Linked DNA regions of Homo sapiens: region 1 is linked to region 2. A link is an interaction called in ENCODE POLR2A ChIA-PET data of the cell type or tissue named here. Cell type or tissue: PC-3. All regions are shown on one strand. Links, peaks and the distances in the headings refer to the core of each region. The heading gives the core; the rest is flanking DNA.

Region 1 (5,389 bases), core at 63-5,062, 280 kb before region 2:
CTTATCCTCAAAGGCTTTAGGTCCTGTGCTCCTGTGGGAAGGCGAAGGGTATGATAACTGCAGCACTAGAGAGCAATACCATTAATTCCAAATCATAAATTCCATTGAGGGCTTAATGTCCAATACGAGTCAAGATAGTAATTTTTAAACAAAGAGACATACAATAAATTCCATTTTCAGTACAATTTTAGGGGTTTAATTTAAATTCGATGAATTATGCTTAACACTTATATGAATTTTTATTTATAGAGCTTATTTTAGATTGTTCTTTTTATTATGATGGATAGAGAGAGAGATAAGGATCCCCTATGGAAAAAGAAGTATTCAATCAAGCCCTTACAACTGATCATTTCAAAGTCACTGAGGACCATGTGTAGCTATGCAAGCTGACACAAGGGTACCTGTTTTGAAAGTTGGGTCTGAAGGAAGGGCAAGAAAGGAGTAAAGAAACTGACACTACTCTAAATAACAATGTGTAATACAAACTGTACAGTGACCGAAGCAGCCTGGTAAATGAAAATCAGTTTCTTTCTCCTTACGAACTTGGAGCAGAAAGCAGTCATATAACTCAAATATCTATAAGGAGAGGCAGGTAACAGGCAGGGACTAAGGAAAACTGGAAAATGCATGCACAATCTAAAGTGGCAACTGCTACCCAGCAACAGCCAATTGTTGCCATACAGGAAGGAGGACTCAGTGTGGTTAGAGTTAATTACTTTTTTTAAAGCATCAAGAATAATAAAATTTTATGTGTAATCTCCTGATTTTATTTATGTATTTATTTTTTACAGACAAGTTCTTGCTCTGTAACCTAGGATGTAGTGCAGTGGCACGATCATAGCTCAGTGCAGTCTCAAATTCTTGGCCTCAAGTGATCCTCTCACCTGGGCCTCCCAAAGCCCCAGGCATAAGCCACCACGCCTGGCCCCTGATTTTTAAAATACAATAGGGCCAGCCAATAGGACTTCATGCCAAATCTAGCTTACATGACATTACTTTACAACCCCTTATGTATACTCTGCCATCTATGAGAATTCATGACTAACTTCTATAAGACAGTCAGAAAAAGAAAAAGGCTGTCCTGAAAATCACAGCAATGAGATCTTTTTCTTTTTAATCACAGTACAATCAGCATACAATAAACTGCACCTACCTGAAGTATAAAGTTTGTTAAGTTTTGATGTGTATACACCTATGAAACCATCATCACAAGCAAGATATAATAAATATATCCATGAACATCATGTTTCTTCATGCGCTTTTGAAATCTCTCCTTCTGCTCCCTACCTGCCTCTCCTCACCCCTGCCCCCAGGCAACCACTAATCTGCTTTCAGTCATTGCCTAAAAATTGTCTATAAATGGAATCATATGGTAGGTACTTGCAATGGTTTCCTGGGGCTAGGGTTTTAAAAGTACCACAAGTTGGGTGAATTGAAACAACAGAAATGTACTCTCTCACTCTTCTGGAGGCTAGAAGTCTGAAGGAAAGGTGTCAGCAGGACTCTGCTACCTCTAAAGGCTCTAGAGAAGTATCTATCCTTCCTTGCCTCTTCTGGCTTCTGGTAGTTGCCAGTAATCCTTGGCATTCCTTGCCTTATGGCAGCCTAACTCTAATTACAGACTCTGTCTTCACACAGCCTTTTCCCTTCTATCTCCTCTGTATCTTCAAATCTCCCTCTTCCTATAAAGATAATAGTCATTAGACTTAGGGCCCATTCTAACCTATCATGACATAGTTTTAACTTAATTATTAATAAAACTGCAAAGATGCTATTACAAAGTAAGGTCATATTCACATGTAATGGGATCAGAACTTCAGCATCTTTTTTTGGGAAACACAATTCAACCCACAACTGTATCAACAGTATTTTTTTTCTTTTGCTGGCTTCTGCAACTATGAAATTATTTTAAGATTTACCCATTTTGTTGCATGTTTTAGTTTATTCCTTTCATAGCAGAGTGCTATTCCATTGTATGGATACACCACAATTTATCAATTCATTTGTTAGTGGATATTTGAGTAGTTTTCCATTTTTGACTATTACAAATAAAGTTGCTATAAGCATTTGTGTACACGTGTTTGTATTCACATAAGCCTTATTTCTCTTAAGTACGTACATAGACGTGGAAGAGTTGAATCATACAACATATTTAACTTTATAAAAAATTATCACTGTTTGCCAAAGTGATTGTACAATTTTATATAGTGAACATAAGGTATATGAGAGTTCCAGTTTCTCATCAACAATTGCTGTGGTCAGTCTTTTTAATTTTAACCAGTCTCATATATACATAGTAGTATTCATTGCAATTTAATTCTTATTTTCCCAATGAATAATGATGACAAGTACCTTTTTATGTGCTTATTTTTCATTTGTATGTTTCCTTTGTGAATCATCTTTTCCAATCTTTTGCCCTTTTTTTTTGATTTGCTTGTTCTCTTATAGAGTTTTGAGCATTTTTTACATGTTTTGGATAAAAGTCCTTTACCATATATGTGCTGTACAAATATTTTGTCTATTTCTGTGGCTTGTCTTTTTTTTTTCCTCATGACAGTAACTTTTGAAAAGAAAAAGTTTTAAGAAGTACAATTTATCAGTCTGTTCTTTCCTGGATTGTGCTTTCGATATTATATCTAAAAACTTTTTAAATAGCCTAGGCCATATATATTTTCTCTTATGTATTCTGCTAAAAATTTATAGTTTTAGGTTTTACACTTTAATCTACATTTCCAGATAATTTTATTATGTGATGTGAGTTATGGATCGAGTTTATTTTTTTGCATGTGGACTCCCAAATGTTCCAGCAACATTTTGGAAGAGACTATTTTTTCTTCACTGATTTAAGTTTGCAATTTTGTTAACAATGAGTTGTCAAGACTTTTGCTTCTAGAAAATGAAGTAAATGTATCTTTCATGTTTGTCCAATGACATACAGCTAAAAACCCTGTGCATTTTATATAAAGCAAATATAAAAGACCCTGAAAGGTGAAGAGAAGGCAGGCTGCCTAGGGAACTCAGGACCCAAAGAACGATAAATTGGTGAGTTCTAAATGTTTTCTTTTTTTCTATATATCACAAACGTGGAGTTTGAAGAACCAGTGATCCGGAAACACCAATGGGTGCAAACAAACAAAAAGCCTGCCTTCTTCACCCAAAGGATCGGGAGGGGAGGAACCTGGCAAGACAGAACACTTTAGACAACTATCACTATGCTCCACCCAAACACCACGGAAACAAAAACAAAAACAACAACAAACAAACAAAAAAACTTTGCCATGCCAGCAAAAGTTAAGTAGGGAGCCTGGACATCCTGCTTTGTGAGGCGGTAATGAGGTGCTCCAACATCCTCTTTGGAGTAGTGTCAAAGAAGGCAAAGCAGGAAGCAAAGCCAGCAAAACCCTCCATACTGGAACAGACATACATATTTTGCATTGATTCTTACATAAATAAATCTGTTACATTAATGAATCTGTTGTCCATTTATTTTTATTCATCTATGGCATTTTTTTCTTTTTCCTTTGGTTGCTTTTGAAGTATTTCTTTAATCACTCCTTTTAGGTAATTTAATTATGATGAGCCTTGCTGTACTGTTCTCCAGGTTTCCTGTGTATGGAATTCATTGTGTTTACTGTATCTGTGGGTTTAAAATGTCAACAAATACGGAAAATTTTTAGCCATTATTTATTTAGATATTTTTCTACCCTCCCTTTAGAGACTCTAATTACATGCATATAAAGCTGCATGAAGTTGTCCCAACTTCACTTATGCTCTTTTTAATTTTTCTCTATCGTTCACTTTGGGTGACTTTTATTATATGTCTTCAAGTATACTGATCTTTTTTTTTCTGTAATGTCTAATCTGTTATTTATCCTATTTATTATATTTTAATATTTTAGCCATTATAGCTCTCCTCTCCTGAAGTCTGATTTGATTCTTTTAAAGATACTCTACTTAGCTTTTTGAAGATATGGAATATAGTTATAATAACTGTTTTGATGTACTTATCTTGACCCAATTTTGGGTCAGTTTCCATTGATTATTTTTCTCATTATGACTCATATCTTCTTGTTTCTTGGAATGACTGCTAGTTGTTGATTGGATGCCAAATATTGTGAATTTTATATTTTGGGGGTCTGTATATTTTTGTATTCCTATAAATATTCTTAAGCTTTCTTTTTCAGCACAGTTGGGTCATTGCCTGATGTCCAGTGTCTTAAAAACCATTGTTTCATATATTTTGCTTTGTTTTCTTGTTTGTTTTTGACAAGAGGGTAAGTTCAATCTCTATTATTCTATCTTAGCTGGAAGTGGAAAGCTGGTGAAAAGATATTGAAGGAAACCAAATGTAGAAATTGTATAGTCAGGAGAGAAGAAACCCAGCTCTGCCTATTCCTCTCTCCCTTCAGTTGGATCTGGCATTCTAGCAATCACCACCGATGAACTGTCTTGCCTCTTTAGTCCCCGTCATCAACCAACTAGCAGAATACCTCAACCTTAGTGAAAGGTATTATTAGGAAAAGGGGTCTAGGATACTTACATCCTACTTCTCTGTATAAGCATTGGGCTTTTCTAAAAGGTCAATGAGATTCACCCAGCACAGTTTCAATAGAACTTTGGAACTGAGGGTGTAGAGCTGAGATTAGTACCTGACATATCTCTGTGAAGACCTGAACGTTTTGAGTGTGTTTTCACACCAGCCCTGGGAAGTGTGCATGATCCTAAAGTGCAAATTCTTCTAAGAGGACTTAGGAGGAACACATGCTAAAATCTCCCCTTTCCTAATATATTCTAGAATAAGCAGTCCTTACTTGCATTACTTAATTTTCCCCAGAATAGAGTATAAATAATGAACTCATAAGTACAGGGAGAAGAAGCTGTGGTGAAAGCCACAAGTTCTTAAGTTAAGCTCATTTGTTTAGTCTAAGATTGCTAAAACTTGATCTTTAGAGAGCAATGCATTCTGGCTCTGTAAAAACAAGTTTATTCTTAGAGCAAAACAAAGAAATGACTATTCCAGAAAAAAAAAATGACTTTCAGGTTATATAGACTGATGCATTTCTTTTTCTTTTTCTTTTCTTTTTTTTTTTTTTTTTTTTTTTTGAGATGGAGTCTCACTCTGTCACCCCTGCTGGAGTGTAGTGGCTTTGAGACTGAGTCTCACTCTGTCACCCCTGCTGGAGTGTAGTGGCTTTGAGACGGAGTCTCACTCTGTCACCCCTGCTGGAGCGTAGTGGCATGATCTTGGCTCACTGCAACCTCCGCCTCCTGGGTTCAGGTGATTCTGCCATCTCAGCCTCCTGAATAGCTGGGACTACAGGTTGCAGTGCATTTCCAATGCAGTGTTACCAGAACGTATCATTTGCTTTGAAGTTCTAGTAAAAATGTT
Region 2 (5,389 bases), core at 295-5,294:
ATGTACCTGGAACATAATGAGTAATAGAACAATTAAAGGAGCTAATTTTTCAGTGAGCCAAAAGAGAAAATTCCAGTTAAAGGACTAATTAAAATACTGGAGCAGAAAATGTTGTTTTCGTGACGAAAGAGATCTAGAAAGCATGCTCCTTGAAGAACAAATCTTAACATGTGACTGTTTTGACATTATTAATGTGGCATGAAGTCTACTGAGTTATTAGTACTATAAATCTTTAATAATATAAAATATTGTAACTTGGTATTTTAATCAAAGAATATTATTAGAGCTTTGCTCTACTTAGTGTATTAAAATAATTCTTTCAAATACACCAGTAATGATTGTCAGAGAAAGTGGGAAATAATTTATTTAGGAAGTAACTGCATTCTTAATGTTCCCTACCCACTGACTCAGAGCTGATTAATACTTTACAAACCAGATGTGATTAGCTGACAGCCTAGCTCAGGAGAGTCATCTCATTACTGGCCCATTATCATGTTAGCCCTTTGCTCAAGAACTGATTATGAGCCAATTAACTACCCTCGCCTTCATATGCAGAAGCACAGAACTGTGAGATATTCGTCTTTTGTGATATTACCTACCATAGTCATTTATTTTGAACATTATGAGAACTAAGAACAAATAGAAAAGAGATTTCTCCATCTTCAATCTTCTCACTATTGTTTAAAAAAATACCCCAGAAATTTAGGTAAACAATGAAAGAAGGGGTAGTTACTTCCACAGAGCCCTCTATTGAGTGTGTGCTCTGTACCTGTTCAACGTTTACTAAACATCTGCTTTCACTAGAGCATAAATTCTAGGAGGTCAGGATTTTATCTTGTTCATCTGTGAATCCAAATCCCTAAAATAGTGACTGCTATGTAGCCGATGCTTAGTAAATGTTTGTTTAATGAATAATCGAACACTTGACACAATGCTAGTGTATAAAGGCAAAGAGGACATGGTTCTTACTTTTAGAAAACTCCCATTCTAGAAGAGAAATAAACAAATAAACAAATAGATAGAAGGAAGTAGGTGATAAATTATTACAAGCAGGTACAAAGAAGAATGTGGGACAAGGGGAGACTAAATTTAGTGTCAGGAGGAGGTAGAGAGTTAGGAACAGAGTAAACTTTCCAGAGAGAGAGACACATAGGTTTTAAAGAATTGTTAGAAGTTCAATGAGCCAAATGGGAGGTTCCAAAAAAAGAACACAACATATACAAGGGTATGGATTTCTATAAAAGCATTTTCCGTTAACTATAACATGGGAAGTTGTTTGCATAACCCATAACTGTTTGATATTTCATGTCATTATTTTCAAATAGGGAAATGACAGCACATGGGAAAGAACAGATAAGCTGGAAAAAAAATCTGAAAATGGCCCAGTTACAATTACCATTGAAAAAAATTAACGCTTAGAGAGGCTAAGTAGCTTGCTCAATGTCACATGGTAGCAAATAGCAGAGCAAGGACTTGAACTCATGTCTCTATTACTCTAAAGCCCATAATCTTACACACTAACGTTATACTGTTGGCAGTATTTATGAGGCATCCACTCAATTTATCCAGTCACTGAATTATTATACCTGAGAAATCAAATTAGTCATTCAAAGACTTATTTGGTGACCATGAAATCAAAAGGAAGCCTATGGTTTGAATGAGTTTACAGAATCCTATTTTCCTTCTAGCTTTTATCTGGCTCATTGCTTCATTCATTTATTCATTCATTCATTCAGCAGTTCCTGAACTCGTGTATGCCAGGTACTGTGCTGGACATTAACTCACAGGACTCGTTGCCCTGGGCTTTGTTGGGCAGACCATGAAAAAAGACTTCATCTCCAACATTACTTTTCCTAGGCTCATTGAAGTGTTAATGCAAATCTAATTTTACTAATAGTACAGCTTTTTAAATCTAGGATTCTGGGGTTGAACAAAATATTACTTATTGAGTAATTCCTAGAATTCCCCAAAGGACAGGAGTCCTTTTTATTTTAGGACTTTAGGGGTCTATTGTTCACTTTGCTGCTTCACATTATTGATTGCAGAAGCTTTAACCATTAGCAAGATTTTCATTTAGGTAGCTGATTCTCAACGATTGCTTTCTCTTTTGGGAACAGAGAAAAAGAAGAGAATTTATTTTCATTTTTATTTTACCAAAAGGACAGGAAGTGTGGCTGTCTCATATATTAATGCTGATTTTGTCAGGGATTGCATTCTGTGTCCCAGAGGAGTCGGCAAGTGTTCGAATCTGAGTATGCTAATTATTCTCATTTCTTAAATGGATTCAACTGGGCTGTGGCCAGATTGAATCAATGTATCTCAATCAAAGTGCAGGTGACAACACAATTCACAGTCTGATTGTCTTTATTATGCCTTAGCCACAAGAGACTTACCTGGGATTTTCTTTAGCCATCTAGAGAGGAAGAGTAGATAGAATAAACAGCATGGTCATGTTATTTGACCTTAGTTCACCTCCCAGCTCTGTCACCTCTGTGACATTGAACACATTGATGAATCTCTCTGTAGAAGAGTCTACGTATCTTTTTTTTTTTTTTTTTTTTGAGATGGAGTCTTGCTCTGTTGCCAGGCTGGAGTGCAGTGGCGGGATCTTGGCTCACTGCAACCTCCGCCTCCTGGGTTCAAGTGATTCCCCTGCCTCAGCCTCCCGAGTAGCTGGGACTACAGGTGCTTGCCACAACGCCCAGCTAATTTTTTGTATTTTAGTAGAGACAGGGTTTTACTATGTTGGCCAGGATGGTCTCGATCTCCTGACCTCGTGATCCGCCCACCTCGGCCTCCCAAACTGCTGGGATTACAGGCATGAGCCACTGCACCCAGCCAAGGGTCTACTTACCTATCACCTCCCCACCCAGATTTTTAAAAGGGTTTTTATGTATTTCTTTTTTTTCTATACATTTTATAAACACACAGACACACACAGGCACACACATAAATCAGTCAACAAACTTGGGTGTATAAGCCATGTAACTTTATTTTTCAACTCAAATCACCATTATGCCTGGGGGCAAAACCAAAAATCTTTCTTAGTTTCAATTCAAGGTTTTCTTTTTTTTTTTCTTTTATTATTATTTTCTTTACAGACAGGTCTCACTCTGTTGCCCAGGCTGGAGTGCAGTGGTGCAATCATAGCTCACTATAACCTCAAATGCCTGAATTCAGGCAATCCTTCCATCTCAGCCTCCTGAGAAGCTGGGACTACAGGTGTGCACCACCACACCCAACTAATTTTTCTATTTTTTGTAGACACAGGGTCTTGCTATGTTTCCCAGGCTGGTCTTGAACTCCTGGCTTCAAGCAATCCTCCTACCTTGGTGTCCCAAAGTGCTGGGATTATAGGTATTAGCCACTGTGCCCAGTCTCAAGGTTTTCTTAGTCAATTCGAGTTATCCTCAGTCAGTTCAAAGTGTTTCTCTCTCCCTTTTCTTGGGGATAGTCTACATTCCAGGTGTGGTAGTATTGGTGGAAAGTGGGGGCATGTGCTCTCTCATTGTCCTCTGTCTACAGTTCAAGGCTAGATCTACATCCTGGATACTTTCTCATCCTTGATCCAAGCAGATGACCACCGTGTTCTCATGGTTTGTATACCGCAAGCCCTCTTGGGTCTGCTGGCTATCTTGCCTGTCTCTCTACCAGGAGTCACACCAGGGTGTATGGGAAAAGTTGCCTCAGGCTCATCTGTGTGGGCACCTCACACCCCTCTTTCTACTCTACTTCTCCCAAGGTAGGCCCCACCTATGACCTCAATGAGGTGGGCTCCCTTGCTGGGGTCCACCTAGAAAACAATTCATTAGTCCTGTGCTCTCAAATTGCTCCAAGTCTATGTGAGGAGTGGCCTTTATCTTCCCATTCATACACCCAACCCCCAGCCCAGGGACACACCAATATGTAAAATCTTCTCTTCACCCTCCTCCTACCCCCATTTCTTCTCCCCTTCTAGCCTGGAAAACTGCCTCTGATCTGGACTTGAGCCTGAGTGTGAGAGGACTTGAAAACTTGGCTTGGCTGAAGTCTTATTCTTCTGTATTTATGCATTGTGACCTGGTCCTTTATGGCCTTTGCTTTGACACTCAAAACCTAGGCTTTTGAGAAAAGACTCAAAAGCCATTTTCTCTCTAAACTTTGTCCATTATAAAGTTCAAAATCTGAGAATTTTGAAGCCCAAACTGACCTGAGATGAAACTAAACAGAAGTAATAATAGTTCATGAAAGAAATTACTTGGGAAAAATGCAAACAGCCAGTTCATGTAGAGAATAAGAAAAAATATGTTTATTACCTAATGATGTTCAGGTCATTGATGGTTTCGATGACTTTTTGGCCTTAGTTGCACCACTCAGAATACTGGTTAGAGTCACTTGGCATATTCAAAGTAAGACAGCCTTATGTTGCGACTGAATTTGCCCTAATGAAAATCATGCTCTATTTTACCACTTTTATTTCTCTGATCCAAGTTTTCTTTCTCTGGAGTTCACAAACTGGTCACCATTATTTTCTGCAAGAAAGAAAATCTCCTTTATAAAAGATAGCTCCACAGTGCCTTGGATTCCCAGGAGGTGTGGCTGGGAAGGAGGTTAATAAAGTATTTAGATGGACTCTACTGAAGGGTGGATTTGTCTATTGTAAAATTGCACATTAAACATTTAAGCAATAGCTTTGTAATGAGACGTTAAAGTCAGAGTGGTCAGAGGTTGTCCTCAAATCCACACTTGAGATTCTCATGGGTCTCATTGAGACAGTCACACGCGCAACTGAAGGCAACATTGTAGAAAGCTCTTTCTTTCAGGTTAAGGCCATAAACACACATTTTCATTTGTGAGAAACAGGTTGCTAATGGTATTTGAGGTATCTCTGACATGTGAGGAAAGGGTAATGAAGATCTGCTCCACTTTTCTTGGTAGACTCTCTACTTTACCCATGATTAGATCATAGATTAAACCCAAAGTAAGATCATTTCAGAATAAATACTAAATAGGACTTGGGAATCTAAACTAAGGAATTTGTGGATTTTTGACAAAGACCCATAAGCTGGCACTAAATTTCAGACAATGCAAAATATTTAAAATTCATGGCACAGTGTGCTTACCTGTTGAGGTGTGAGAGCTGGGCCTTCTGTTGTCATCAAGTTCATCCTCTGAATCAGTGACACATGCTCCAATAAACATCAAGTGACAGCTCCTAGTCACTAACCAACACAGGGTTCCTGGAGCAGATCCAATCCTCAGGAACAGAAGCCATGTAAATAAACTCAGTTGGGCAGTTCATGTGCTGACACCGAACCAGACTAAGACATCAAGGCAGTTCCTGGACATATTGCAGTAGCTGAACAGATGGCAGGCAAGAAAAGTGCTTAAAGAGTCACTGGAGCACAAT

Evidence for each region. Peaks named below come from ENCODE experiments on the same cell type or tissue, not always from the same donor. Only the 100,000 strongest peaks of a DNase experiment are listed, where the experiment ranks them.
Region 1: POLR2A ChIA-PET joins it to region 2 with 9 read pairs; 1 of 35 experiments calls an interaction of 5 or more read pairs at or near these places.

What each region holds. Positions count from the first base shown.
Region 1 is chr3:144,008,482-144,013,870 of GRCh38, reverse strand. No RefSeq gene overlaps it. Among named protein-coding and RNA genes, the nearest start is that of DIPK2A, 39 kb to the right of the region's middle. In PC-3, for the core only: no CTCF peak of the experiment used is centred there; a DNase peak (open chromatin) is centred at 2,290; H3K4me3 peaks cover 408 bases; H3K27ac peaks cover 2,542 bases.
Region 2 is chr3:143,731,905-143,737,293 of GRCh38, reverse strand. The region is part of intron 4 of SLC9A9 (solute carrier family 9 member A9); the gene reads left to right. Among named protein-coding and RNA genes, the nearest start is that of SLC9A9, 110 kb to the left of the region's middle. In PC-3, for the core only: no CTCF peak of the experiment used is centred there; no DNase peak of the experiment used is centred there; H3K27ac peaks cover 1,233 bases.